Regions from separate parts of the Homo sapiens genome. Here regions 2, 3, 4, 5, 6 and 7 are each linked to region 1. The links are chromatin loops, found by intact Hi-C in ENCODE. Cell type or tissue: PC-3. All regions are shown on one strand.

Region 1 (4,000 bases):
AAAAATTAGCTCATAAGCTCAGTTAGTTGATTTCATTAACTATTTCTTAGGCTTTACTTCAGATTTTGTTTTCCTAATCTCTTTTGCCTGCTGCAAAGACCCTCTCTTGTACCTGGAAAATGTACCCAGTCCATCTTCACATGCACCTTTGCCTAACTCACTCATTTAGGTCAGACTCACCTTGGATTTCATGCCTTGACATTTTCAGCAACTTTCTTTGCTCCAAATTTGCTTGATTTTGTTTTGAGATTATGAGACTTTCCAGCAAAGATTCTGGAAATTTCAACTCCAAGATGTCCTGTTACCTCAATATCTAAATGTCAACTCTGAAATTCCTCAGGTCTTCAAGTGTTTGAACCTATCATGAAGGGCTAGTGAAAGCCTTCCTCATGGAACACAGGTCCAACAGGAGCTCCTTGCACTTCTGTTAATTGAAAATGCTATTAAAGTTCTGTAGGCTGGGAAGGAAGAGTCACATACTGGTTAGTCCTCTTTGTGGCATCACAAAGATTTCAAGGCACTCACAGTCATGGTTTCTGATGATGAATACAGAGATATTTTTCCCACCACAGAAAGTAAGCATGCACACCAAACCAGTATAACAGGTTGGAGTACAAAGTACTACTACCCTCAGGCTGCAACTTGGAAGCATAGACACTAAGGCTCCTCCTGCCTAGAGTTGTTTTTTTTTTCTTTTACTTATTTTAAATAGAATTAGTGCCATTTCTAAACAATGACTCTATTATGAAGAAACATTCCATACATGTGCCTATGAACTTACAAGCCAACTTCTCCTAGCTGTAATGAAAATTAACTAAATGTCTTACAAGCTAATGTAACTTTTGTTTAGTAAAGAGAAAACCCAAGCCTGGATGGACAGGTTCCATAATAAGCTCACTGAATACTCGACAATGCTTTCAAGACCATAAATATAGAAACTAAAAGACGTCAATATGGAAAACATTACTAAGACTGCTTTCTCCATTAGAAATAGGAAAGTAAATTACTCTAGAAAATAATGCACCAAATTCTTCCGTAAAACTGCAGCAAACGCAGTTTTGAGCAGCAGGTTAGAGACGTGGCCTCTGGCAATGGCTTCTGTGAAACCAAAAACAATTTTCCTAGCTTCATAGGATCTCTGTTACTCTACAAAGTAAAAACATTGGACTTGAGACTATCTTCTAGCTTGAAAATGTTAATTTTCTGAAGATTATTTTTTCCTAACTGTGATGGCAAAATTCTCCTTCAGTGGGTTGAAGAGTTATCTCCTGCTGGTTGCTATCTAGAGCTAGCTCTGCATTCCTCAGGATCCAGCCAACTCCTCTGTACTTGGAACATCTTCCCCCAGAGTTCTACTGTTTTGTAGCCTTCAGAGTAGGGATTTCCTAGAGCTAGAGAACTAAGAAGAACTGAAGTAGAAGGAGAGCTATTATTAGAAACGCTCAAAACATCCAGGCAGCTGGTAGGCAGCACGAGTGCCAAGTGTATTAAACAGCCCAGGGAGGCGTAACTTAAAGATTCCTCCTCTCACAAGATTGTCCCAGCATTAAACTCAGAAATACTTTTTATTCAATTATCTCAAGGGCCAATTAGTATATCATATTATTTACAAAGAGGAAGGTGCCCTTGAATATATTTCGACTAAAGATGAAAAGGAGAGAAAGAACATGTTAAAAGCTCATGGAAACTGGATTCCTGAGGTAGCAGGAGCTCAGCAGGTGAAGCACATAGCTGGATGCTGATAGATTCTTTCCCCATTTTCCAATTCTGACTAGGACCTACTCTGTTAATAAGAATCCTGGGAGAAGTAGGAAATGGACATCCTTCGAGGCAGAGAAGAGGTAAGAAGCCCTTATACGTTCAAGGATGGCCTCTGAAGAAACTTTAGCCTAAGGCATATTCCAGGTAGTTCCCTTCCAGGAAGGGAGCTGTCACCCTCCCATCTCCCAGCCATGTCCCTCCCTCTACTCCTGTTACAGACTGATGGAGTGATAGAGTGCCACTCAGTGGTGCAGGTGAGTTTGCAGGCATTATGCAAGAAAAATGATCCTTCCCTTCACAAATAACAATGCTTAGAAAGCACTTACCCCTATTCCTTATGCCATATTATTTGTACAATTTTATTCATATTTGCAACGTTTAGAAAAAAATTCTAGCATTCTCTCCTTACCTAGATAATTTATTTTATGAATCCTGAGGACATTATGAACCTTCATGTATGATAGCTTTACACAATTCTCCGCTGGGGTTACCTTGTCATTGGGACTAAAAGAGGAGATTCCTTTTTATGTTTGAAAAGCTAATTAAAATCTGTTCACACAGCTCAAGATAACCTTGGAATAACTTCACTTTTATTCAGGAAAAAAAAAAAATGGGTTCTCAATACTACCAGAAACACTAAATGTTAATGGCATATGGGCTCCACTAACCAGGGCACATGCAACTAACCCCCTGAGAGTATAATTGGGTCAGAGATGTACAGAAAAAGCACTGTGATGAATAATCATTGATAATATCTATGGCTAGCCTTTCAAATTGTAACTAGAGATCATTCAGTGAATCTAGAAAATCTAGATACATGGCCTTAGAAAATCATTATTCAAAGCACTTGATGGAGTTCCAATGATAATCTACATAATATATTATCCTCATAGTCAAAACACGTAAGTCATCCACATGTTTAATATACAAAACATATTATTTTAACATAGTTATTTCCACTAAAGAACATCCGTTTGTAAGTGGAGCTGACAATGAGTATTATTTGAAAGAACCTCAGAATTTTTTATAAATGTCATTAAGTCAAAGGTGAAATTGAACACTAGAAAATAACTTTTCATTCACTTTGGTCATTTTGAAACTCAATTTCAGATTTTGGACAGGGTATCACAGACAACAGAAAAATGTTAAGGCATTCCATTGCCTTTATAATGTAAAGAAATCCAGAAACGAAACCAACAACTGAACTACCATCGGTTCTTTTTAACCCTCACTTGATTAATAGGTGCTCTTAAGAATCTTGATGCAAATATAACTGGTAGGGAAGCACTTCAATACTCCAAGAAGATAGATCTGAAATATTTACAGACCTACCAAGGATACATTTAAACATGAATAAGATCAGAAGAGAATAAATATTTTATTGAAAAGTTTTCAGAGTATACAAACAAAAACTCCCTAGTATATAACTGATTTCACAAGTTTTACCCAACTACAAAAGGCTTAAAGATTAGGCACACTGTTCTTGAACTTAAAGCACACCATTCAAATTATTTACTATATCACTTGTGTTGAATTTTGTGCATGGTTTTCTGATTAATAATTCTGAAAATAATTGTAGTTTTATACATATATATGGATAGGGGAAAGGGAAGGCTATCCTTACACAGTGAAACATATGTATTACCAGAAACATAATATACATAAAAAGCACCAGAGAAAAAGAAAGAAACAACAACAAAATGTATACACAATCTGGGATTCAATTAAAAAAATATTACCCATGATCCTAACACAAAGAGGGATAATGAGTGAAATGGAAAGAGGCCTGGTTACTCCTTAGTTTATTTTGATCGCTGAATACAGACAGGTGATGCACCCACACAGCCTAGAATAGGCTATTTAGGTGGTTGCCAAACAGTAATAAACATTTAATGTAAAATCATTATCATATGCACAATTGGAACAAACTAGAGGCTTCCCATATACTTTCCAATGAAAAATATTAGAGACAAATAAGGAATATGTTATAATCTTGTACATAATACCATTTGTCCATAAGACACATAGAAATAAATGATTCTCATTATGCTAAATGAGCCTTTTACCTTACTGTTTTTCTTCAATAGAATTTATTACATGACTTTTGAAATTAATCTTTTAAATTAAAAATGCTTTATAGTAGCATTTTACACAGTATTTCAAGAAAGATTTTTAGGAAATATACAGAGATAAAAAAAGATACGGGGATTCTTAAGCAGGCTATGTAGAGAAAAGATTA
Region 2 (4,000 bases), 94 kb after region 1:
TTGAAAACCCAAAAGATTTTTAACATCTATAGTAAGAAAACAGGCAACAGGGTTTAGATCTGGTATAAACATTGTAGCTATTTTTAAAATAATGTTTTTAAAGAAATAAATAAAATTAAAGAATATATAAGAAAAGAGAAAAAAACTTTTAATTGTTTTCAAAAGTGTGACATGAAGGCCCTTTAGAAGAAAAAAAATATGTTACTGGAGAAAACAGAATATAGAAATTTCCAAATTGTATTTTCTGTGCCTTTTTCATTGTATTTTTATGATAGAGGGCAAATCATATAAAATATAAAAATGAAAGGTATAATAAAATAAAAATAAAAATAATTTAGAATGTTCTAATACTCCAGCTATTGTCCTTAATAAATCCAGACGCTTTCTCCCTTTAAAATATTTGTAATAGTAAGGAAAAAAGATTACTAGGTATGCTAATAATTACTTAAATACATATTTTATAAAAAGTAGTTTACATGTGTAACTGAATTCCTCACCTCACTCAAACAACACAGGCAGGAAATTCTTTCACAAATATGCTAAAACATGACTAAGATTTAACCTTTATCATACCACGCAGGTGAAAAAAGAAAAACAGAAAAAAAACTATACCTGAACAACAAGGTTTTAGGCTGCATTTTCTGTAAGCAGCATAATATAACTACAAGTTTAAAATGCATTTGAATATTGAATAACAAATATCAGAGACAATAACAATAAAACCATAGGAACCACAAAATAAGGCATCAAAGGAAATAATATAGACTAGCGAAAATGGAACATTTAAAAAATTATCTTCCAGTGCTTATTCAAGGAACCAAAGTTAGATGTTATTTTATATATTTAACTGCTTCTATTTTAAAATAAATATTAAAATAAATCAATGTTAACCATTCAACCTGAAATTTTAAAAAGAAAAAAAGAAAAGCAACCCATAGCGATAAGTTAATGAAATTAAAGGCATACTATATTAACTTATTAAATGTATAATAGCATTAAATTGTGAATACAAAGGACTTAAAAAATCAGTGGCAAAATTAAAAATCAAAATAGAGATACAAGCAAGCACTTCTAAAAGTTCAATTATATGACAATAAAGTACAAAACTTCAATCAAATGTATGATTTTCTGGTATTGGCATAAGGCAATAATTAAAAGAACTATTTAAAAACTCTTTTCACCAAGAAAAACCAGTCCTTTTTGATTAGCAAATTTATTCAAACTTTTAACCATATTTTATAATCTGCTCATGTCATAGACAAAAAGGTATAATCTGCCTAATTTGTTCCTTGATAAAAAGGGATTATTTTTTAAAACTACTAAATGTATCTCCAAATAAGTAAATAGTTGTAATTGCAACAACTTAGCATGTCATTTGAGTCAAGCACTGGAGTTGGTGCCTTATATTACTTGACTTCATCCACAGAACATACCTACATTATGGACTAAAATTTCTACTTTATAAATGAAAAGACTAGGCTCAGAGTTAATGCCAAAGGTAATCAAAAATAACTAGCAGAGTTAAAGCACAAACCCAGCTCTATCTCACTCAAAAGGTTATGTTCTTAACCACTAAGTTGTACTGCCTCCCAGCTAAAGATATTATTATATATTATCCAATTTTACTTAAGTATAAAAGAATTCATGATATGATTTACTCACTGAATTGACTGCCAGTAAAAACACTTCCTCTCCAAAACAATTTATCATCCTCCAACTCAAAGAAAGCAAAACGAAATTACTAACACTAAAGTAAATAAGTTATAACTTGCCAGAAAGGGTTTCTATGTTCTCCAAAACCTCTTTTCCCCACCTCCACCAACTTGCTTGGGTGACTTGCTTCTCCTAGTACGTTTATTTAACCTACATCAAAATGTCACATATTCGAATTGAGGTAACAGTTTCTAATAGGCCTCTTCACTTACGTATTTCTGTTAAATTTTCAGCTACTCTATTTGCTGGCTTAGATTGTAACCACAAACCTCTCAGTTTTGAACATTGACATAACCTCTTGTACTTCGCATTCAATGGAACAACTCTCTTTGCATTCTTTGCTCATTCATTCAACTCTCTATGAGGAACTTCACAGGAAAACAAACATATAAACATATAAAAAAGGATAAGCAGTTGTTCTGAGTTTAGATATTCCTGATAATCTATTTTTGGAGAATTGAGAAAATAGAACCAGAAAATAAAAGCTCCAAGAGAAAGTTCATTTACATGAACATGTCCCAATATCAGGCACTGTCTCTTGTACGTAAATGTGGTAAGCCATGGCCCCATTACTTAGGTCAATCCTTCTGGCGTGGGTAAGCTAGTGAATAGCTTCCTGTGAGCGTCATAACATCAGTGGACAGTGACTGGCAAGAGCCTATCTAGTAGACACCATATAACGTTTGAGTGCTACAGCATGATGATATTTAATGGGCAATAAGAAATTCTCCTCGGAACATGAATGTTAGATCCAGGTGATATCACCTGATAAAGGCAGTTTTGTAATTAAGTTTAGAGTGATGTGTTTCCTGGTAAAAGTCTGGTAAGGGTAACTATTAATAAAAGAATCTCACACTAGACAGAAAACTTAACCATGCAACAAACTTGATTATGTTTCCTAACAGGATATAGGAAGATTTGAAAGGTCTAATCTGCTCTGATATCATTTATTATTAAATCGACTCTGTGCTTCATTGCAATCAACTGTTAATTATATTAGTTGTAACCACTGAAGTGCTCAGTTGTGCTAATTTTCACCAATCTTTCAACCAAATCCCTCAGAAAACTCAGGCCTATTCACTCTCAGGAGGCCATATGAGACTGAACCAAAGGCTGTTACCTCTGCCTAAACCTGGTGCAACACCAGGGCTACCACCCAGGGCTGCACAGGTTGTCCATGACACAATTCTAGGCAGTGCCATTCACATGGACAATAGGTGAATGGCACACCCAGGAATTGTGTAGGGCACAAAATGCACAGCTGTCCATGCAGGCTCTGCCCAAGATCCGCAGATAGTAAAGAAATTTCAGCCTGCTTAGTCCTCAATATATTATTGTATATCTAACCCCTACTAGAATGTAAGCTCTCAAAGGGCAAGAAATTTTGCTGGTTATGTTCCCTGATATGTGCCAACTACCTAGAATAATGCCTGCTCCAAGGTAGTTACTCAATAAATATTTGTTAAATAAATAAGGCAAAGGTAGAACTCTAAATCTACAACAGATAAAAAGATTCCAATTCTATAATAGAGAAGCAATTAGTGTTTAAATAAAGATAATAGTAGAAAGAAATAACAACAAAAACAGATGTCATAGTAGTAGCCTACATGGTACAGGCATTTGTTAAGGCTCTTTTGAAGAAGGTGCCCTTTGATGTTGCCTGAAAAAGAAACTATTAAGTTTATAGCTTTGCTTCTTGACACATAATGTGCACAGCAGACACCTTCACCCATCCCATACCTGTATTTCATTTCTGACTCACACCTCGCAAGAGCCTGAGCGATACACTGAAGAAAGCATTGACCCTCAAAGATCCAGTGAGAGATAAGGTGAAGATCAAAAATGCCAGTAGCTGTCAGGACACATTAAAATGACTACTTCAAAATGGTCACTTCAAAATTCCATGCCTCGTGGGTCAACAGCCCCATCAAAGGAAGTACAGTGACTGATTTCTGGAAGACAAAACCAGCCCAATAAGGTAACATGATATCAGAAGTGAATGCAAACATTGAATAATGACATCCAAATAGGATAAGAAAGGGAAAGGTGGTATAAAGAGGCATTCCCCAGAGAAAGCAGAAGTCTCTTTCCTTTAGAGCTCCCAATGAAACACATTAATCATCTAGAAAATTGTGAACAAAATGCCAAATCTTTAAAACTATTGAGGGGTGTTTATCTGAAATGGTCCTTAGGTAGACCTAGCAGTGAAAATAAGGTTGCTGTTTCCAAGGGTTTTGTGTGTATCACTCAAGCCGGCAACAGTCAATTACTCATAGAGTTTGGTGCA
Region 3 (4,000 bases), 94 kb before region 1:
CCCAGAGAAAGGAAACTACATTAACAAACTACATTGGCAATGGGGAAAAATGAGTTTGCCAAGGATGATGCAGAGTTTGCAAGTTGAGGCAGGAATTAATTAGACAAAAATGGAATCCTGGTCTTCCTGTTTAGCTCATCCTTCCCCTCTGATCTAATTTAGACACACTGAGCCTCAAAGCTTCTTTATTCAATTCATTGAACTATCTTATTCTCTTGAAAACAGCCAGTAGAATGAACTATGAATCTGTCATCTCTGAGAGTTAATATGCTATTCATTTAAAGATTCTATTCCAAGCCTAAAAATAAATCAAAGAGGCAAATATTACACTGGTCAATGGAATGTTTCTTGGAATGAAATCAACAACTACAAAAAAAAAAAAATTCTCCTACCACAGTTTAAAACTTTTTCTATTGGGTCTTCCTTCTCAGCCTCTAGAAGCTATCCGGGATATACCCCCACAGCTTAGGTTGCTTTGGAATTGTATAACCAGCTCTTTTTAAGTATTAATAACAAAAATACTACTCAAAATCCAATCTAATCAAAATCAAAACAGGTATCTCATATCTCACAAATGATAACAAGCTTGTCACCTTTCTGTAGTTCAGGCCTGGCCTAGGCTAACTAGCCTGCAGTGAGGAAGAGGGGCTTGATTTGTTGTTTTACTCCTATTCTCCTTTCTTCCTTCTGACTCATTGTGCTGTCTCCCCTTCTTGCAGTAGGGAGGTGAGAAAAAGAATGAGGAAAGGCAGATGCAGTTCTCTCCTGGCTATCAAGGAAGTCTCGGGATTGCTTTAGAGCCCTGTTAGTATGCCCAGATGCTTAGAATGAGGAAAAGATGCTTGTCGCCTTTTGTTATCAGTTCTGGGGCCTAAACTGACTCTATCAGGGAACAAAAAAAATAAGCATCCCTTGTAGCTTGTATGTACCATAACAGAACAGGGAGACCCACAGCAGAGTGACTGAAGCTACAGACAGAAGGAAAGTAAAAGCGGTGAGTACTGATAGAGAAAGCTACATCCCTGAAAAGGAGGAGAATGGCTTGTGTCAAGGAAAAAAAGGTTTAAGTTCTCTTTCATCATTTCCTTCAGTTATAGAGACTTTCTGCAAAATACTGTTCTGTTTCTCCTTTGTAATCCTCATTAGAAACTACTTCTGTTATGCACCTATGCCTGCTGACGCTCCTCTCATCCCACATTCTTGTTACAATCTCCAGTGCAAAAGGACCTCCACTCCATCATCTTGATCTAACTTCACTGTGTCTCCCCATTCCACCCTTCTCCAGAACTGGCAGGCCCAAAGAAGTGTTTTTAGATCCTCCAAGAGATAGAGTCAGCTAGTCCATTTATCTATGGATTATACATAAAGCCTAATGGCTAATATTAATTGAGTACTTATATGTGGCAGGCAATTTGTTATGTGATTTACAGGAGTTTTTAACTTTATCTCACTAAACCCTATATAATATATGTACTTTTATTTTTATTATTTTATAGGAGATAAAAGTGAGGCCCATAGGGGCTAAATAAATTGCCCATGTCCAACGATGAAAGAAGCAGAACCTAGAAAGTCTACAGGACTCTGCCTCTCATAGATAAATATTTGTTTCATCCAATGACAATATTCCTTTATCTTTTTTAGACATCATTCTGCCAAATAAAAACCAAATTGTCAACATCACCTATTATGCTTACTTTAGTGAGTCCATAAGAGACTACAAGATTACCATGACAAAATTACTTCTAATCGTGGAAAGAAAATGAGATCTGCAAATTTATCCTAGTTATTTCCTGGCTGTTGAGTGCTGTCTATCCAGTTGTGATCTTCTGCAACTGACTTCATGTGACTCCCTTTAAACTGCTAAGAGGTTTGAAGAAAGTGATCCCAGCAGGGTTTAGAAATTAACAACCTAGTGTTTTTGTTTTCCATATCATATTTTGTGAATATCATCACTGGGCAATAATCTCCAAGAAACTGATTGACTTAAGTGAAATTACAAAAGAGAGTATTTAAACCAATCCAATAAGATTGGCACCAACACCCGGAATAACTGGAACAAATCACAAGTTTTCAAAGTGTGGTTTCTTAAACAGTATCACTAGTGTCATCTGGGAAAACTTCTGAGCAATCCAAATTCAGGGGCCCCACCCCAGCGAGGCCTAATAAATCAGACACTCTGTTGGTAGAGCCTGATCATCTGTCTTTTAAAAAGTCCTGCAGGTGATTCTAATCTTCACTAAAGTTATAAAAACACTGTACAAAACAAATGAACTATTACCTATGGGGGCAATCTGCTGCAGAAGCCAGTAGCCTCAGGCTCTGATATCTCTATTTGTCTTTAGTTAACTTTAATACTATTTAATCCTTTGTCTACATACCACTCCCTCTAGCAAAGATATGTATGAGTCACCAGACAAGCATTGTTCTGCCAGTGTCTCTATTTGAGAGGTATCATCATTTGTGATAATCTTTAAGTAAATTCCTGATCCTTATTAGCTGATCATTAAGTAAATTCTTCTTAGATCCTAAAACCTTTCACTGCTTTCCAAAATTTAAGGAAAAACTTGAAGAGAATATCCAAACAGGTATTTGTTGTTTTAAAACACTGAGATGCCCTGAGGAACCCCAGAAAATCAGTCTGTGAAACTTCTCTGAACTTATTTTATTTTGCACTGAATGTGAAAGAAATTGTTTTTAAAATAACTATGGAAATTGGTAGAATCTCCTGATATGGTACACTTGCCAACTTTGAAAATGCGTCGTGAATTATATTTGTAGTTGTATTTCAAGAAAAGTTTATGTATAAGTAGAAGACGATGCCGTAACTGATGGCCTGTGGAGGCCGTAATTTTTCATTGTACCATTTTCATTACTTGGATAGCCATTTCAATCTTTCTTGGAGTAAGAGAAAATGTTTTCAATTACGTTTCCTAAAGGTAATGAATTTTACTCTGAATTACATTTTAGATTCATGAAGCATTTTTATAAGGAGACTTTAAAAAATAATATATTGTTGTTAACGGATGTAGAAATTTCAGAAATCTACACTAACCACAATTAAAACTGCAAATTAAGTGAATTATCCAGAAGATGCATGCCCTAGCTCTTAAGTTAGAGAAGCTTTAATTACATGTATGAATGTTTTATGAACTTCTCTTACAAGGTCTTTTAGCCAGCATAGGTTCCCCTGACAGAAGAATAACAGCAAACCTCTCAGGTCATCGAATGTTCCCATTCCCATTTGACTAGGCTACTCTCCATGTTCACATTATTTAACATTCTCTATCGTGTTGTTGGATCTGCATTTTAATGGTCCTTAAATTCCATTCAGAAGATTGTTTACTGAGTATACCAAATTATATCCCATTGCACCAAAAGAACAAAAATACCAGCAAATATGTCTCACTGTAAACACATACAATATACTCTTTTATCTAACTTTGGCCAAAGTGTTAGCATCCAAATGGCTCTACCTCCTCAACTATTTTATTCTTTTTCATAGGATATCCTGAGGTTTATTTCCCTGTATTATCTAAATGTATCTAAGTCTCACTGTCAGTCTACAAAATTGAGTTTTGTCAATCACAGTATAATGCACCCTCAATGCAGTACAGTTTTCATTTAATAACTTAATTTTTATGCAAATTTAACCTTTAATGGAGCTACAAACAGTTGCATTCAAGTTACATCTGCATAACATTTCTCAGATGGTTTAAATGTAAAAGGGGTGGAATTTTTTTAGAAATTAAAATACCCCAAACATTTGATGCCAGGCTCAGTAAAATTCTCCAGTGAGCTTATTGATTTGTTTTGTCAGTATTCAAGTTGCCTGATTAGGGCAGTGGGCTTGATCCCCTTCAGTGGATGTGCCAGAAGGAATATTGCAAATAGGGCCATCACTAATGGGGTCAAATCCCCAGGTAGAACATGCCAAAGTCGTATCTAAATAGACTCCAAGGAACGGTGGCATTAAAATGTACCTGGAAGTTTTTCTGTTAAA
Region 4 (4,000 bases), 740 kb after region 1:
ACGTGTACCTTTTTTGAAGGGTTAGTATTGGAACTGAACCTTGACAGGAGAGGAGTTTCTACAGCAGGATGCATGGGGAGGGTGACATTTCAGGTGAAGGTAGTATGACCGACACATTTAAGAATGTTGAAGAGACGAGTTTGGCAGGAATATGGGAAGAAGGAGGGAGTATTACTATTTCAGAGCCCTACACCTGATGCAAAAAATGCAGGGGCTATTGTTACTATGTCAAAAGAATTAGCTATTACGAGTAAAAAATCTGCCAGAAAATAACAACAGGATAACATAGAATCAAGTGGCTTTAAAATATTATGTCCTTACAATGCTTAAATAATAGAAAATAACCACACCCTTGGATCACATGGTTCCACTCTACTAGTAAAGGTTGAAAGGAGAGGAATACAGATAATTTAGAAGTTTCTAAATATCTACATTACTTGATCTTATCAAACTACCACACACTTGGGCATGATTAAACTGTTTAGATAAGATTTCTCACACAGTATTCCAAGATATTAAGCTTGATGAGTCATGATGGTAAAAATATTTATTAAGCCTCAGCTTCAGTCTAGGAAACATTTTTAGCTTCTTTTGGTGTCAAACATAACCTATAAAATCATATTATCCCCATGACATTTTTGGAAAAAATGGTGAGATATACCCTACTGTGCAAGTGTATAAACTGTATCTAACTATCTATCTTACCAATAGAGTTTAGAGCAATAGTTAAGAAGTTAGCATGCCATGCTAGCACATGACATTTTGTAGTTCAGAAAAAAAGCTTCTAATGTCTTTGGGAGCCAAGAAATCTCCTCTTCATTAACAACAAATTTATTTATTTATTTTTAGTAAGTATTGTGTAAATACCATGTATCTGGTGCTAGATTAGGTACATGGAAAAGGCAGCTTAGAAAAATCACAGAAGTTGTCCTCCAGTAGTTGGTGATTTTCAAGGGTCTAGTTTTCCAATATGGCATTTGCACAGGTTTAAGGAAAGGCACAGTATCTTATTTTATATTCTCTTCTCAGTCCCAGGTTAAGGCAAGTTTTGATATGGAGAGTGAATTGACTCCTAAACTATATTAACAATAATGATGGGAACAATTAACTGAGGAAGAATTTATTACCACACATGGTATCCTAACAATTAAGTTACATAAATATTTAATCTTACTCTCTGCAGTGCACTTGGTTGGAAGGAATATACAGAAATAATAAAAGTCACATCCATTCAACACTTGGATCATCTGTACCTGTCACTCCTCTAGACACTTCATGGACATTATAATTTTTAAACTATGACCCAGGTCTGTCAGGTTGCAAAGTATATTTTCTTTCCTCTACACTATGGTCTGGTGCTTGCCCTCAGTGAACTCATAAATCTAATGGGAGAGACAGGGCTACCACACATAAAGCAATAAGAAAATAAACAGAAACTAGTTCTGTGGCCTTGATTTTAAAGCCCAAACAAACAAACAAACAAAGAAACAGTGACAATACAGCAAATCCAGTTCAAGAAAGGGAAAGGTGAAGGCTCTAGTGGCAGTGACAGAGTATAAGGCTTCTTCTTTCCAGCATCATGCCCGGGTGAACACAGATTTGCCTCCACTCCTTCTCAATGTGTGACCTTGCACTCAGATGCTCATTTCTTCATCTGCAACATGACAATATTACTTATTGCACTGTGAGACTAAAAGTTAGATGTAAAAGGTCTTGCATGATGTCTGCCCTAAAGTAGAAGCTCTGTGTTGTTAAAGTTAACAGCTATTTTCTTCTTTTTATGACTTAACCGCATAGTAGTTTCTGACAAAGTGACCGACGACTACTCTCTGGAAATATTCCTCACTCCTTGTGGCCTGGGATGCTACAATCTTAAAAGTTTTCTTCCTATCTCTTGAATACTCTTGGTTTCTTTTGGGACTCAGTGCCAAGTTTTATCTGCTTCTTTTATCACCGTATACTTTCTCTGTATACAATCTCATGTACAACCATGACATGTGCATGTATATTCTGCCAACTCACTAGGCAATATTTCAGACTTTGACCTCTCTTTGAGTTCCGAACTGGAATATGCAGCAGCCTATTCAGTATCTCCATTTGACCATCTTACCAGTATCCTAAGAAGAGTATGTCCACACCTGAACTCCCTGTATCACACAGCTCCCCCACCTAAACTCCTTCTCCTTTACTTCCCTCTAGCTTTGTAAACAGCACCACCATCTGGCTAGTTGTTCAGCCCACACATCTAGGGATCATTTTTGATAATCTTCACCTCCTTGTGCTCATATACAGTCAATCATGAAATCTTTTTATGACTTCCTCTTAAATATATTTTAAATCAAACCTCAACTTTTTATCTTCCCCTGCTGCAACCTAGTGTAAGCCAATATGGCCTATAGGCTAAAATATTAAATGAGTCTTACTTTCTTTTTCTTCACCTAGATCATCCTACACAGAGTCATCAAAAAGTCTTTTCAAATCTGAAAATCTATTAAGATCATATCTAAACTTTAAGCCTTTTCATTGCTCTTAGAATGGCTTTTCATTGCTCTTAGAATACAAATAAAAAACCTCAACCTTTGCCTAAAATGCTACCTTATAATCTGGCACTTGAATATTCCTCCAACTCCATCTCATGCCATTCTCCATGCACTCTCAATATTCTGCAGCTAGACTAGCATTTTTTACATTCTTCAAGTGTCCCAAGCCTGCACCTGAGTCAGGCTCTTTCAATCTGCTGGCCCTTCTAATGTTGCCTGGTCAATTCACAGTCAAATTTCAAGTGTTAGCTTAAACTTTCTCAGAAAAGATTCCAGGAACCTCCGTGCTAAATTTGGTCCTTTTGTTACATGCTCCCATAAAATTCTGTGTTTCTTCATCCCAGCATTTAGCTCATTCATAATATACATACATATTTTATATACGTGTGTAATATATGTATATACACATATACGTATAAATATATAAGTATATACTATAAGTGTATACTTATATATGTATATACACATATACATATATATAAGTATGTACTTATATATATACGTATATGTGTATACGTATATATACGTATATATGTATACGTATATATACGTATATATGTGTATACGTATATATACGTATATATATAAGTATATGTATATAAGTAAGTACATATGTATATATACTTATATATATACACATATATGTGTATATACATAATCTATAATATATTTGTTTCATTTTAATCTCTCCCATAGAACAGGGACTATGGTGATTTTATTTATCAGTGCCAATGTATTCCCATAAATTAGTATCAGGCTTGTACAAAACAGGTGCTCAAGAAATATCTTTGAATGGAGGAATATTCAGTGGATTTATGTTCAATAAATGGTAGCTATTAACAGAGCAGTAACAATGATACCAGTGACAATGTATAGTAGTCAGCTTGAGCTGTCATAGCAAACACCATAGACTGGGTAGCTTAAACAACAAAAATTATTTTCACACAGTTCTAGAGGCTGGGAAGTTTAAGATTAAAATGCCGGACATTTGGTTCCTTCTGAGGTCTCTCTTTCTGGCTTGTAGATGGGAACATTCTCACAGAAAGGGATCTCTCTTTCTTCCCCTTCTTAAAAGGCCACCATCCTACTAGAGTAAGGCCCCGCCCTTATGACCCCATTTAATCTTAATTATCTCCTAAAGACCCTACCTCTAGATAGAGTCACACTGGAGGTTAGGGCTTCAACATACATATTTGAGAGAACACAATTCAGACCACAGCACAATGGTTTATGATGATATACAAGACTTGAAATGCATCAACGTATCTGGAGGAGCAGGCAGTTGAAGTACATAGGATATATTAATAAGAGGTTCTAAAAGCTGAACAGATGTGTTGATTAGTGAAGGAAGCCTTAGAAATAACTGCAGATTCTTGAGCTTTAAAGCATGACCACTACAGTTTCACAGGAAGATTAATATGGCACCTATAGGCAGAATAGATTAAATGGGTGCCGGCTAT
Region 5 (4,000 bases), 1.6 Mb before region 1:
GGCGAAAAAGGCAGAGGGAAGGCAATTACTTGTTTCTCTCTCTTTCTTGCATCTGGGCCACATTTCTCCTGCCTTTGGACATCAGAACCCCAGGCTTTCTGGCCTTTGGACTCCACGACTCACACTAATGGCTCCCTAGGTTCCCAGGCCTTCAACCTCGGGCTGAGAATTATATCATCAGCATCCTTGGTTCTGAGGCTTTCAAACTTGGACTGAACCATGCTACCAGCATCCCAGGATCTCCAGCTTGCAGATTGCCTGGGACGCCTCATCTTCTGTAATGAGCCAACTTCCCTAGCAAATTCCCTCTCATCTATTTATATATCCTATTGGTTCTGTGTCTCTGGAGAACCCTGACTAATTCAGTGGTTAAGAGTCAGACCACGTGGGTTGGAATCGTGAATCTACCATGTGTGTTTCCAAGTCTCTTTGTGCTCTGTTTCCTTATGTCTTAACATGGAGATAATAGGATTGTTGTGAGAATTGAATGAATTTATACATGTGAAATGACGACAGGCATGGTTAGCACATAGTAAGCGCCATATATGCGAACTTTAATGCTATTATTGCTTTGAAAGATTATTGCTATAACCTTTAATTATTTTGACCTCTCTTCCTCCTTTCAAAATCTTTTTCTTATTTCTGTGAGGATTTTCTTTTTATTGATTTATCTGAATTTCTCTCTATAAGGGGAAGGTTCCCTGAGTGGTCATTTGTAATTCAGAAATTGGGCATATTTTATAGGAGTCATTCCCTTTGATCTGCCCTCTGTACTTTGGCTTCATCAGTTTTCTAACTCCAGGTATAGAAGATGATTTTCTTCTATTGTTTTCCCAAGGTTGGCTCTTCAGGAAATTGCCTTAACTAGGGATGCAACAGGCAGGCAATATGAAACTTCAACAGAGGACCACGAAGACACTGAACTGGAGTGATTTTATACATCAAAGCTAAAGTCCAGGTTTTTTTCTCAAATGTTCGTTCCTGTTTCACCTTAGTGTAAGCTAAATGTGACCTTGAGCTAGTTGGTGGGTTGGTGGGGAATGGAATTTAGATTAGGAAGAATTTATGATCAATGTGATAAGTAAAACAACAACAAAAACAATGCATTTTCTTTCTTCCTCCAAAGAATGACTTCAGAAGATTTTTTTTTTATGTCAATTGTCTTGGTGTTTTCAACCCATCTTGTGGAAGTTCGCTATTATGCTCATCCTTGACGAAATGATTAGTTTGATAAGATGACATGTCAAGCCTCAGAACTATATGGAACGTGGCATTCTGATCTGGAGGGTAATAGCTTGAAGCCACATCTCATTCTCCTTTTTTACTCAGCAGCTGCAAGAACTTGGAGTCTCTAAGACAGGATGATACCCTGGAGCACAGCTTGCAGACTTGAGTGACATCTAGTTCATAAATGGCTCAGCTGACGTCTCAGGCAGGGAGTGCATGAACCAGGCTTGGAGGCAGCTGACGATCTGATGTCCAGATGTGAGGAGGAGAGGGAAGGGGGTTCAATGCAACAGCAGCAATAGATTGCAAAGGAGAACATAGTAAGAAAGAGAAATTAAACAGAAACACAGCAAGATGAGAAGGCAAGTTGGAGGGAGTGTATGATTAATCTCTGGTGAAAGCCCCCACAGCAGAAAGATGAATTAATGCTGTTCAAGCTGTTAGCCATCCCTTCAGCTTTATTATGTGGTAGAAAGCTACCTGTCACTTTCTGGGCTGTATGCAGTGGTAGGGACAATGCTGGCTGCTTTCTACCAATGCATTGCAAACACTTTCTAAGTTTTCTTTTTGAAGCATTTCTAATATTTGTTTCAATCGCAGGTAGATCCATCATATGCATTTAAAGAGTCATATCAAGCAGAATTCCTGTTCAATATAAAGAGCTCATAAAACAAACGTTACTATTTATCAACTCTAATGGGTTTTTGTAAAGGTCTTATAGAAATAAAGAATAAAAATCCAATGATGGTCTTACAATAAATATCCTATACTTTATTGCCTATTTATGGGGTAATCTTGCTTTCTCACAATATGTGGCTCTCCAAAAAGATTTAAACTGTGGTCATGTGGTTTGCTTGCCAGGAGATGGCAATAGTGATCTACTTCCATGTTATGCCTATAAACAAGCTCATTACACCAAAATTAAACTTTGTGCCAAAATGATTGGGATTTCCAAATCTGTTTTCCAATGCAAAATTATTCATTTTAAGTTCTTGAATTATTAAGTTGTTTCTACTCATTCACAGCTTGATTTTTACCAAAATCTTTGTCATGACAGTTCTCTCAATATCCAAAAATAATCATTTTGCTCTCCTGGAATCAGTAACATAATTTTGAAAAAAAAATTATGCATACAATCATACATTTTACTGAAGACATAGACAATGAATTAAAGTGGGAATTTTATAAGATTAGGATGGTTACCACTCAGACAAATATCACTGAATCTCTAAGGAATCATATCAATGTCCCTGGAATTTTTTGCCTTTAGCATGACTGAGATCAAGAGATCAAGCCAATTTTTTTTTTCTGTCAGAGTTCAGTGTGATGCTGTCACTGTTCAACCTGACTAAGGCTGAAAATGTGATTGAAACTTCACCGCCCTTTTCATTGAGGGCACATACATTCCCTTTAATTTGACCCCGAGTGCTGCAAAACCCAACACTTTCCCTGTTTCTGCTTCTAGGATGCTCAGGCATAATTTTTTTTTTTTTTTTTTTTTTTAGCAAGAGTTTCATGACTTACTTTTTAAACTTTAATTATTACTGTACCTTTAATTCTGGGTTAATAGCTTAGTTTTATTATATTGCACTTTTGTTTTAATCCATGTTGAATCTCTTTTGGAAATAACATATGATTTAAGTCCATGAATGCAATGAAACAGTCGACTTACTCTCATAATAATTAAATCCATTTGTTACTTGTGATGGCTTGTGGCTCTATCCATAAATTGCCTAACAATTTTCTTAAGAACAAAATCATAATATGAAAGCCACCTTCATCTTTTATTGGTATATGCAAGATAACTCTGGTTGCTATTTCTCAGCGAGGGTATTTTTAAATACAATATCCACACCTAGGGTATTTTAAAATAAAATGGTTTTCAGTTTGTTGCCCATAACATTTTTTTCCAATTGCTATATTTTAATTATTTTATTCTAGCTTATGGTCTATTATTAATAAAGTTCTTGGTCTATTGCATGGTCTACTGCAGATGGCTTCCATATTGTTCTTCTTGAGGATTTCATGTAAGGCCCTTTTAGCCAGTTTGAGTAAAGAGAAACATTATTTAATAAATTATGTTGCTACAGTGATTAAAGGTAATAGTATGTTATAGAAAAAACTTAGAATTTACTAAAGTGATATCTACTATGACAGTGTTGGATCCCAACTTAAAAAAATGTGGATTATTAAAATAAAAAGAACAGGTATGGAATATTAAAATTAAATTTCAATGGTAGGATATTAGTTCTGTTGTCGTACATAATTAAAACAGTTTTATCAATATTGTTTTCACACATACTTAATGTAATTGATACTTTATATCCATTTGATTGCAAGGGTATGCTAACAAGTTTGTCACAACTGAGCATTAAAATTAATAATACGACTTTTGGGAGGGAGCTGGATTTAACATGCTCTTCTTTTTGTTTTTAATCTTTGGTTAGACTTATGTCATAACCGAAAGCTCAGGCAAATGTTCATGTGTGGTTTACATTAAATGAAATATGTAGCTGAGCCAGTACTGGGACTGCTTACCTCTCCTTACTCTTCCGGTTTTAGTCTGCATCACAGAGAAACTGACTCCTGCAGGCTGCATTTCTCAGGATCCTATGTCAACGGATTCAGCTAAAGGGAGGCACTTGTGTGAGTTCAAAGCTTAGGAAGAGGGAAGAGGCTAGAACATTCCCTCTTCTCTTTGGGCAGTGTCTCTGGCATTGGCTGAGTTTCCTTCTGCCAGGCATCCCTGGCTGTTGGGTTCTGGGGGCTTCTC
Region 6 (4,000 bases), 290 kb before region 1:
GCCTCGACATCCCAAAGTGCTGGGATTACTGGCATGAGCCACTGCTCCTAGACAATACATTAGAATTCTACATAATGTAGCAATTGTTAAATATCCATATTATATTTCCCCACCACTACCAGATCCTTGTTTCACTTCTGTATAATATTTTTGGTGTGCCAGTTCTCTTTAATCTTCCCTAGGAATTATGTACCCACATACATAAAAAAGTATAAATAATAGTATAAGCACCATTAGTATAAGTATCATAGTCCTAATTTTTCATGGACCATAGCAGAAGGAAACAATCAAAAGTTGTCTAACTTTTTATTCACAATATTTTGATGTTCATACTATAAAACAAGTTTGTATTAGGTTGATTTACCATGGGATGGCCTATTAGGGACAAGGGCAAATAACTAGATCTATGATCTCAGAAACACAACGGAATGTTGCTATTTTTCTTACAGAAAACTAGATCTCTTTATTATATTATGATCTCTTTATTACATTATTGTGCCAAATTTTCTTCTCAAAGTTTTGGTATTACTGTCGATAACATCCTACAATATAACCCTACTTATAAACCATTAATCAATGACGATCCAACTTATACAAGAAGACTACTTAGGCATTACCCAGTTGATAACAGCTATTAAAAATAAACACAAACTACAAAGAAGACATTACTTTTAATCTGTTAAATAGCAAAAAAGAATGGCATTACTATAGTAGACATTAACAGTTTTATTTTATGATAGAATAAGTTATAAAATACATTTGGTAATTACTATGTTCCCTTCACTGATGATGTATCTAGAAGGTAATAGGCACTCAAATAAATGTTAGCATTTACAATTTTTTGTTGTTGCTATGATTTATTCTTTTTATTGTTACTATTATTTAATCCATAGCCTTTGATGATATTTCATTCATTTAAAAAGTTCTATTTTTTACATAGGTTTTTAAATTTCCATAAAGTCGAGTAGTATGTATGCATGTGCGTGTATGTATGTATGATGGGTAGTCAAATCATTATTGGGTTTTTTGGTTGTTGTTGTTTGTTTGTTTGTTTCATTTTGCTATGATGCTCAGCTGAAGAGTTTGGAGACTCCTGGCCCACAGAGAGTCTGACCTACATTCACATTAAAGTAAGCTCATGACAGTTCACCCTTTAGAAAACAATTAAACTATTTGCTATGAATTAAAAGACAATTCCCAGTTTATACGATAATAAATCAGATGTTAATTGGATAAAAGTCACTACCAATAAAGCAAACCAGTATATCAGCCAGAACTGCTGAATGTAATCTGAGCAGACAGCAGTTCAGTGTAACCAACAGACCACGAGTGCCTAAGGTAGGCCGTCTATTCAGCCAGTTACATGTGGTTGCTCTGTGAATAAGAACTTGACAACTCATCCTGGCTTCCATAGCTGACTTCCCCAAGGTGCCTGCCTGCCCAGTTGTTGATCACATGATATGCGGTAAGTGAGAAAACAAGGTTGTAAATGCAGACACAGATCTCACAGTCTCTGGGACATCTCTTCTCTGATTCAAGACCAGAAGCTCAGTCTCATGGGTGGAGTGCCAGCCAAATAAAGTGCTCAGACTACAGGTGTGTCTTTTTATTTTGGTAAGTATGATTCATTGTTTAAACAAATTTTGAATTTCAATTCCATCCAGTAGAACAATCACTCTCCTTCAGCTACAACCCCCAGCACTAATTATAGGCTTATATTCACAGCCTTACTCATCATCTTTACCTGCATGGCCCTGAAGGCATTTGAATTCATAAGTCCTATGACTAATCCATAAACTACAGGAGGGCAGGCATTATGCCTATTTCATTCACTACTGCGTATTTGACACCTCCCAGAATACCTTTTATATTGTAGGCTATCATTAATGTTTGATGAAACAAAGAATGTATAAATCAATGAATGGTAGCTTTGTATTCAGAATTTCAGAGTGAGCAGCAGAAGGGAGGTAAAATTTGTACCTGAAAATGCCTACCCTGATAATCTTTATATCCCTTAAAAATGACCATTACTTGTTCCCATTAGTTATGACAAATGAATGCAAATTAAGGCAGGCTATTCGAACTGGCTATGCTACCAAGGTATAAATGTCAGTTTCTGGTTTCTGGAGGTAAACGTGATCAAACAACTATTTTTGTGGGTGCACTCACCATATAAGATATTGCTCCAAAAGACAAACAACATATAGATGCACTGGCACCTGTCATATCTTTTTTAATAATAATCTGTCTGAGACAGAAAAAAATGGAAAAGGGGAATTCTTAACAGCTGAGATAAACAAAGCTAAGAAAAAAAATTTAATGGTACAAAATCTGACAGTCTTATTTATGACTGGCTCCAGGATAGAGTGTGAAACCAAGAGAGGTACTGCTATCAAATTTTATTTGTAATAGGCTAGCCATGAATTTTTTGGCACCTACCTCAATGGCTTTTAAACAGAAAAACTGAGGCAACAAAACATTTGCATCTGATTCTTGATGCTCTTTTGAAACCTATTGTTATAAAACATAGAAAGATTCTTAATCTCACGATGTATATGATCTAGAAATTTCATCTGCAAAATTGAGAAAACATATGCTGCCAGGGAAGTATAAAATGATTGCCTCTTTCTAATACCTGAGGTAGTAGCATGATAATAACTGTGTAAGACAACTTCTCCTTCTCTCAAAATAATTATGGCTCTCTAGAATTCAGCACCTGTTGCTACCAGATGTTACTGTCAAACACGTAAGCAATGGGTTTGAGCATTGCACAAACCTGGCCCGCTTCCAAGAGTCTTTGTCTGAATACCTCAGCAGAAGCAGGTGGCTTTCTAGAGTCCAAGATTTTAAATACCATACCGCACTAATCCGGTTCTGTAAAGAGGAAATGGTTTTCTCTAATGATGAATTGAATCTGTTCAGGTTCAAGCCACCACTTTGGTGCTACTGATAGACATTTTTATAACTATGTTTTAAGTGGAAGGAACAAAAACTCTAAAATTTAATATCACTACTAAAAGTAGGAAAATAATTATAAACCAAAAGTGTGTCATGAATTATCCTCAAATATATGACATCCTGCTGTCATGGCAACTAACCAAAGGGTTTTGTATAAATAAGAAGAAAATATTATTTCTTAGAAAAAGACATAGCTAATGTTTTAGCTAGACTGTGGTAGGTTAGTTACACAATGTGGTATTTGATGTCTTCACATCAACATCTTGATTAGGAGATGTGAGTTTTAATAAACTGTTTAATACGATTAGGTGCAATTCCTAAAATTTGAGACTGTCTTTCCTTTTTGATGTTAAAATAGGCCTCAGTTTATGAAATAATGAATTGATCATAGTTTCATTTTTCTTATTTTAGTAAATTAAAAGTTGACAATCACAAACATATTTTGACAATTTAAATGTAAAATATCTATGCTTAACTGAACATTTTAAAACAGGTTTGTTTATCCAATTTATAATAGGCACAATGATAAAATAAAACTATCTAACCAAGGAGGTGAAATATGTCTGCAATGAGAACTACAAAACACTGCTGAAAGAAATCACAGATGACACACACAAAAAAGGAAAAACACTGTGGGCTCATGCATAGGAAAAATCAATATCATTAAAATGCTCATACTGCCCAAAGCAATCTATAGATTCAATGTTATTCCTATGAAACTAGAAATATTATTTTTCACAGAATTAGAAAAACATTTTCTAACATTCATATGGAACCAAAAAAGAGCCTGAATAGTCAAAGCAATCCTAAGTAAAAACAAACAAACTAAAAGCCAGATGTATCACGTTACCTGACTTCAAACTATTCTCTAAGGTTACAGCAAACAAAACAGAATGGTACTGGTACAAAAAGAGACACATAGACCAATGGAACCAAATACAGAACCCATAAATAAAACTGTACACTTATGGTCATCTGATCTTTGACAGAGTCAATAAAATAAGCAATGGGGAAAGGACTCCCGATTTAATAAATGGTGCTG
Region 7 (4,000 bases), 110 kb before region 1:
AGTCAACTCATAACATGGTTGAACGTGTTCTTCCAGGACAGAAGGAAAGACTCTTTCCAGGTAATATAATACAATCACAGCAACTAGCCCATCACCATTTGTTATACACAATAATTTAATAAAAGGCATAACTATCCCACCAAATTCACAAGTTCTGCCCACACTCAAGGTAGGTGGGGGGGCGGCGGGGTTATTATTTTAGGTTGGTGCAAAAGTAATTGTGGTTTTTGTCATTAAAAATAATGGAAAAAAATTATTTTTGCATCAACCTATACAAGGTATGCACACCAGGAGATGGAAATCTTGGGAACCACTTTAGAATTCTGCCTGCCATGACAATTCTGTCTTATTTGTAATATGACTGGAAGTAGTGTAGCTATTATGGATGTCTTTTAGGACTTCTTCCCAATGAACACTTAATGGAAGTTATTAGTTCTCCTAATAACATAATTACTATCATAGTCAAGAATCATTATTAATCTAATATAGCCAAGGGAATGACAGAAGCAGAAAGATGTCAAGTCAGCTTTACAGAGTTGTTAAGTCACTCAGGGAAGACAGTGGGAACAGGATCCAATATGCTGGTGCACAGTCTGTTTCCCTAGCTCTGTACTATGGCATAATTCCTATATTAAGTAAAGACAGATGGCAACCTGATGCTAGTGCATCAGCTCTGAAAGAAACTGGCAAATAATTTTACTTTAAAGGGCAATTAATTCATTAAAAACAAATTGACTGTAAAGAAAAGTTTCTGTAATTCCCCAAATTAGCAAAATTTCAAAAATAGTCTTTTTTGAAAATTGAATTGTCTTTAAAAAAAGCAAAAAACTATCATCCCTGAAACCTGATTAGACATATAACCACATCATAAAAATCACAAGAAAAATAATGCCAATATACTTCCAATATTTTGCCTCTCTCTCCCTCTTTCTCTTTCTCTCTGTCTCCCACCACCCACCCTATCAATAGCTGCAATGACCGAGGAAAGCCTGTGAGTAAAATTAAATAAATGTTATACAATTGAACAATTATATCTCCTGATTATATCAGCTCCATTTTCAAGCATCTTCCAACTTTTCTGTTACTATAATTTAAATTCCAAACAATCACCATGTAGTAGCATACATTCTAGGAGCCAGAATGGAAGGAAAAATAATCATTGGTGGAATTCCTACTATGTGCCTGTCCCTGTTTTAAGAGCTTTCACAACACTATCTCATTTAATATCCTTAGTTGACATGAAAAGTATTAACATGTCTACTTAATAGGTAAAACCAAGGCCCATTAAATGTTCGGTGACTTACCTAAGTTCCACAGCAAATAAGAAGCATTGCTTGTACCTGGGATGCCTTGATAAATTTCAAAAAATTTATTGGACAAATGAGCAAATTAAAACAATTAAAAGAAAATTGTATAAGTCTCACTCTAAAAGTCATAGAGTTTTCCTTACAGCACACCACTAAAGGGTGTTTATCCTTCAAGTGCTGCGAGTTTAACCGGACAGTTTTAAAACACTGACACCTTCAGCTGTGGGAAAGTTATTTTATAAATAACCCTGCAAAATACCAGTAATGAAAATGTATACACTTGATTGACATGAAATTCAATAGTTATTGCTATGCTCTTAAAGCAATGCTTCAGCAAAGTTGGATCAGTGACAAAAATCAAATGTATGTTAATACTTACAAAGTTTCAATACTATTTTTAATGTGTCACTGTAGAAAAATCCACTGGGTGGTCCAATTTACATAGATACAGGTTATATCATTTCTATTTTGGTTTGTGCAGTGCAAAATTAAACCTGAAACAAGTTTTTCAACTTGGCAAAAGAGATATACAATCATATGCCACATGATGATGTTTCAATGGACCACATATTTGATGGCGGTCCCATAAAATTGTAATATCCTATTTTTACTGTAACTTTTCTATGTCTAGATACATAAATAGTTACCATTATATTAAAATTGTCTACAGTATTCAGTGCCATAACATGCTGTACAGGTCTGTACCACAGGAGGAACAGGCTATACCGCATACCTTAGGTATGTAGTAGGCTATGCCATCTAGGTTTCGGAAAGTACACTCTATGATGTTTGCACAATGACGGAACTGCCTAACAATGCATTTCTCGGAAAATATCTCTGTTGTTAAACAAGGCATGACTTTGTGTTAACTTAATAACATTTGTTCCTATAAATACAATGAAATAAACTTTCAACATCTAGATATCTTAATAACAAATATCAATTAGAGCTATAATATTATCTTATATAAAATAACCACATAAAAATAAAATGGATATAAACACATGCAACTCATTGGAATCTGAGATTAACCTCAATTTTAATAAGACTGACTAAACCATATAGTGTTTATCGCAACATCTTAATTTAACCAAAATTCTTTCTTCTAAAACAAAAATAATTGTTTCACTCATTCTTCTTTCATGTTGAAATACAAGCAGAATGAACCAGTGAGTGTTTTAAAATTGAAAATGTTTTGGTTTTGTGTTATCAAATAATTACTTCTTTAAAAACGTATGCCATAAAGGACACTGAGCTATAATTTTTGCCCTAAAGATACTTATACCTTTATAATGAAGATAAAGCCAGTGTGTAAATTACCAAACTACAAAACAGTGCCATAATGGAGGTTAAAAACAGTGCTATATGCCTTCTAGCAAAGGAGCAGTCACAACCAGTTTAAATTAAGTGGGATTTTTTTTTTTTTTTTTTGAGACAGAGTTTCACTCTTGTTGCCCAAGCTGGAGTGCAATGGCACGATCTCAGCTCACCACAACCTCCGCCTCCCAGGTTCAAGCAACTCTCCTCCCTCAGCCTCCCGACTAGCTGGGATTATGGGCATGCATCACCACGCCTGGCTAATTTTGTATTTTTTTTTAGTAGAGACAGGGTTTCTCCATGTTGAGTCTGGTCTCGAACTCCTGACCTCAGGTGACCCGCCCACCTCGGCCTCCCAAAGTGTTGGGATAACAGGTGTGAGACACTGCCCCAGGCCTAAGTGGGATTATTTATTCAACCAAAACCCTTTGTTATAGATTGAACTAGGTCCCCATCGAAATTTACATGTTGCAGTCCTAACACTCAGTACTTTAAAATAGCATTGTATTTGGGGATACAGCTTTTAAAGAGGTAATTAAGGATAAATAAGATCATAAGGGTGAGCCCTAATACAGTTGACTAATGTCTCTATAATAAAAGAAAGAGATATCAAGGATGCAGGTGTAGAGAAAAGACTAGAGAGCGCAGAGAGAAGGTGGTCATCTGTAAGCCGAGGAAGGGACTCAGGAGAAACAAAACCTACTGATACTTAGATTTTGGACTTTTAGCCTTCAGAACTGTGAGAAAACAAATTTATGTTGCTTAAGCCACCCAGTCAATGGTTTTTGTTATGGCAGCATTAGCAAACTAATACATTCTTTAGCACAAGAAAAAATAATGGTAGGTTTAACAAACTGAAAGACAATAAATCTTGAACCTTAGATTCTATTTCCCTCATAAAACTGATTAACTTATAATACTGAACTGGTCTCTAGATTAGGCATCACAAACTTAAGGCCTATGGGGCTAGACAGTTCAATCAATGAAAAGTTTCTGTGAGTAAGAAAATATGGAGGGGCGGTGACTGTGACCAATGAGGTAGGGTGTTCATGGGCAGGATAAAGAGGCTGACACCACTCAAATTTAGTATGTTATGTAGGTGAAAGAAAACACGGCTGGACGCGGTGGCTCATGCCTGTAATCCCAGCACTTTGGGAGGCCGAGGCAGGTGGATCACCTGAGGTCAGGAGTTCAAGACCAGCCTGACCAATATGGTGAAAATCCATCTCTACTAAAAATACAAAAATTAGCTGGGCGTCGTGGCATGTGCCTGTAATTGCAGCTACCCGGGAAGCTGAGACAGGAGAATTGCTTGAAACCAGGAGGCAGAGGTTGCAGTAAGCCGACATCCCACCACTGCACTCTAGCCTGGGTAA

Evidence for each region. A loop is a pair of places that touch in the nucleus more often than their neighbours do. Peaks named below come from ENCODE experiments on the same cell type or tissue, not always from the same donor. Only the 100,000 strongest peaks of a DNase experiment are listed, where the experiment ranks them.
Region 2: a loop joins it to region 1, with 2.1 times the contacts of the local background. A loop is called at or near these places in 3 of 110 quality-filtered maps.
Region 3: it touches region 1 in a loop (2.7-fold over the local background); 6 of 110 quality-filtered maps call a loop at or near these places.
Region 4: it touches region 1 in a loop (2.7-fold over the local background); 3 of 110 quality-filtered maps call a loop at or near these places.
Region 5: a loop joins it to region 1, with 2.8 times the contacts of the local background. A loop is called at or near these places in 5 of 110 quality-filtered maps.
Region 6: a loop joins it to region 1, with 7 times the contacts of the local background. A loop is called at or near these places in 4 of 110 quality-filtered maps.
Region 7: it touches region 1 in a loop (6-fold over the local background); 3 of 110 quality-filtered maps call a loop at or near these places.

The regions. Positions count from the first base shown.
Region 1 is chr3:174,860,271-174,864,270 of GRCh38, reverse strand. All of the region lies in intron 1 of NAALADL2 (N-acetylated alpha-linked acidic dipeptidase like 2), which reads right to left. Among named protein-coding and RNA genes, the nearest start is that of NAALADL2, 2.9 kb to the right of the region's middle. In PC-3, a CTCF peak has its summit at 2,002; DNase peaks (open chromatin) are centred at 560 and 1,960; H3K4me3 peaks cover 684 bases; H3K27ac peaks cover 1,708 bases.
Region 2 is chr3:174,765,902-174,769,901 of GRCh38, reverse strand. It overlaps a transcript of NAALADL2 not described here. Among named protein-coding and RNA genes, the nearest start is that of NAALADL2, 91 kb to the left of the region's middle. In PC-3, no CTCF peak of the experiment used is centred here; a DNase peak (open chromatin) is centred at 1,761; H3K4me3 peaks cover 449 bases; H3K27ac peaks cover 1,433 bases.
Region 3 is chr3:174,953,985-174,957,984 of GRCh38, reverse strand. All of the region lies in intron 1 of NAALADL2 (N-acetylated alpha-linked acidic dipeptidase like 2), which reads right to left. Among named protein-coding and RNA genes, the nearest start is that of NAALADL2, 97 kb to the right of the region's middle. In PC-3, no CTCF peak of the experiment used is centred here; a DNase peak (open chromatin) is centred at 2,254; H3K4me3 peaks cover 564 bases; H3K27ac peaks cover 1,642 bases.
Region 4 is chr3:174,123,675-174,127,674 of GRCh38, reverse strand. The region is part of intron 4 of NLGN1 (neuroligin 1); the gene reads right to left. Among named protein-coding and RNA genes, the nearest start is that of NLGN1-AS1, 200 kb to the right of the region's middle. In PC-3, CTCF peaks have their summits at 2,009 and 2,210 (motif pointing left); DNase peaks (open chromatin) are centred at 94 and 2,204.
Region 5 is chr3:176,428,550-176,432,549 of GRCh38, reverse strand. No RefSeq gene overlaps it. Among named protein-coding and RNA genes, the nearest start is that of MIR7977, 85 kb to the left of the region's middle. In PC-3, a CTCF peak has its summit at 2,091 (motif pointing right); a DNase peak (open chromatin) is centred at 2,079.
Region 6 is chr3:175,148,677-175,152,676 of GRCh38, reverse strand. The region is part of intron 2 of NAALADL2 (N-acetylated alpha-linked acidic dipeptidase like 2); the gene reads right to left. Among named protein-coding and RNA genes, the nearest start is that of NAALADL2-AS3, 35 kb to the right of the region's middle. In PC-3, no CTCF peak of the experiment used is centred here; DNase peaks (open chromatin) are centred at 1,576 and 2,786; H3K4me3 peaks cover 517 bases; H3K27ac peaks cover 2,661 bases.
Region 7 is chr3:174,971,735-174,975,734 of GRCh38, reverse strand. The region is part of intron 1 of NAALADL2 (N-acetylated alpha-linked acidic dipeptidase like 2); the gene reads right to left. Among named protein-coding and RNA genes, the nearest start is that of NAALADL2, 110 kb to the right of the region's middle. In PC-3, no CTCF peak of the experiment used is centred here; a DNase peak (open chromatin) is centred at 2,044; H3K27ac peaks cover 1,211 bases.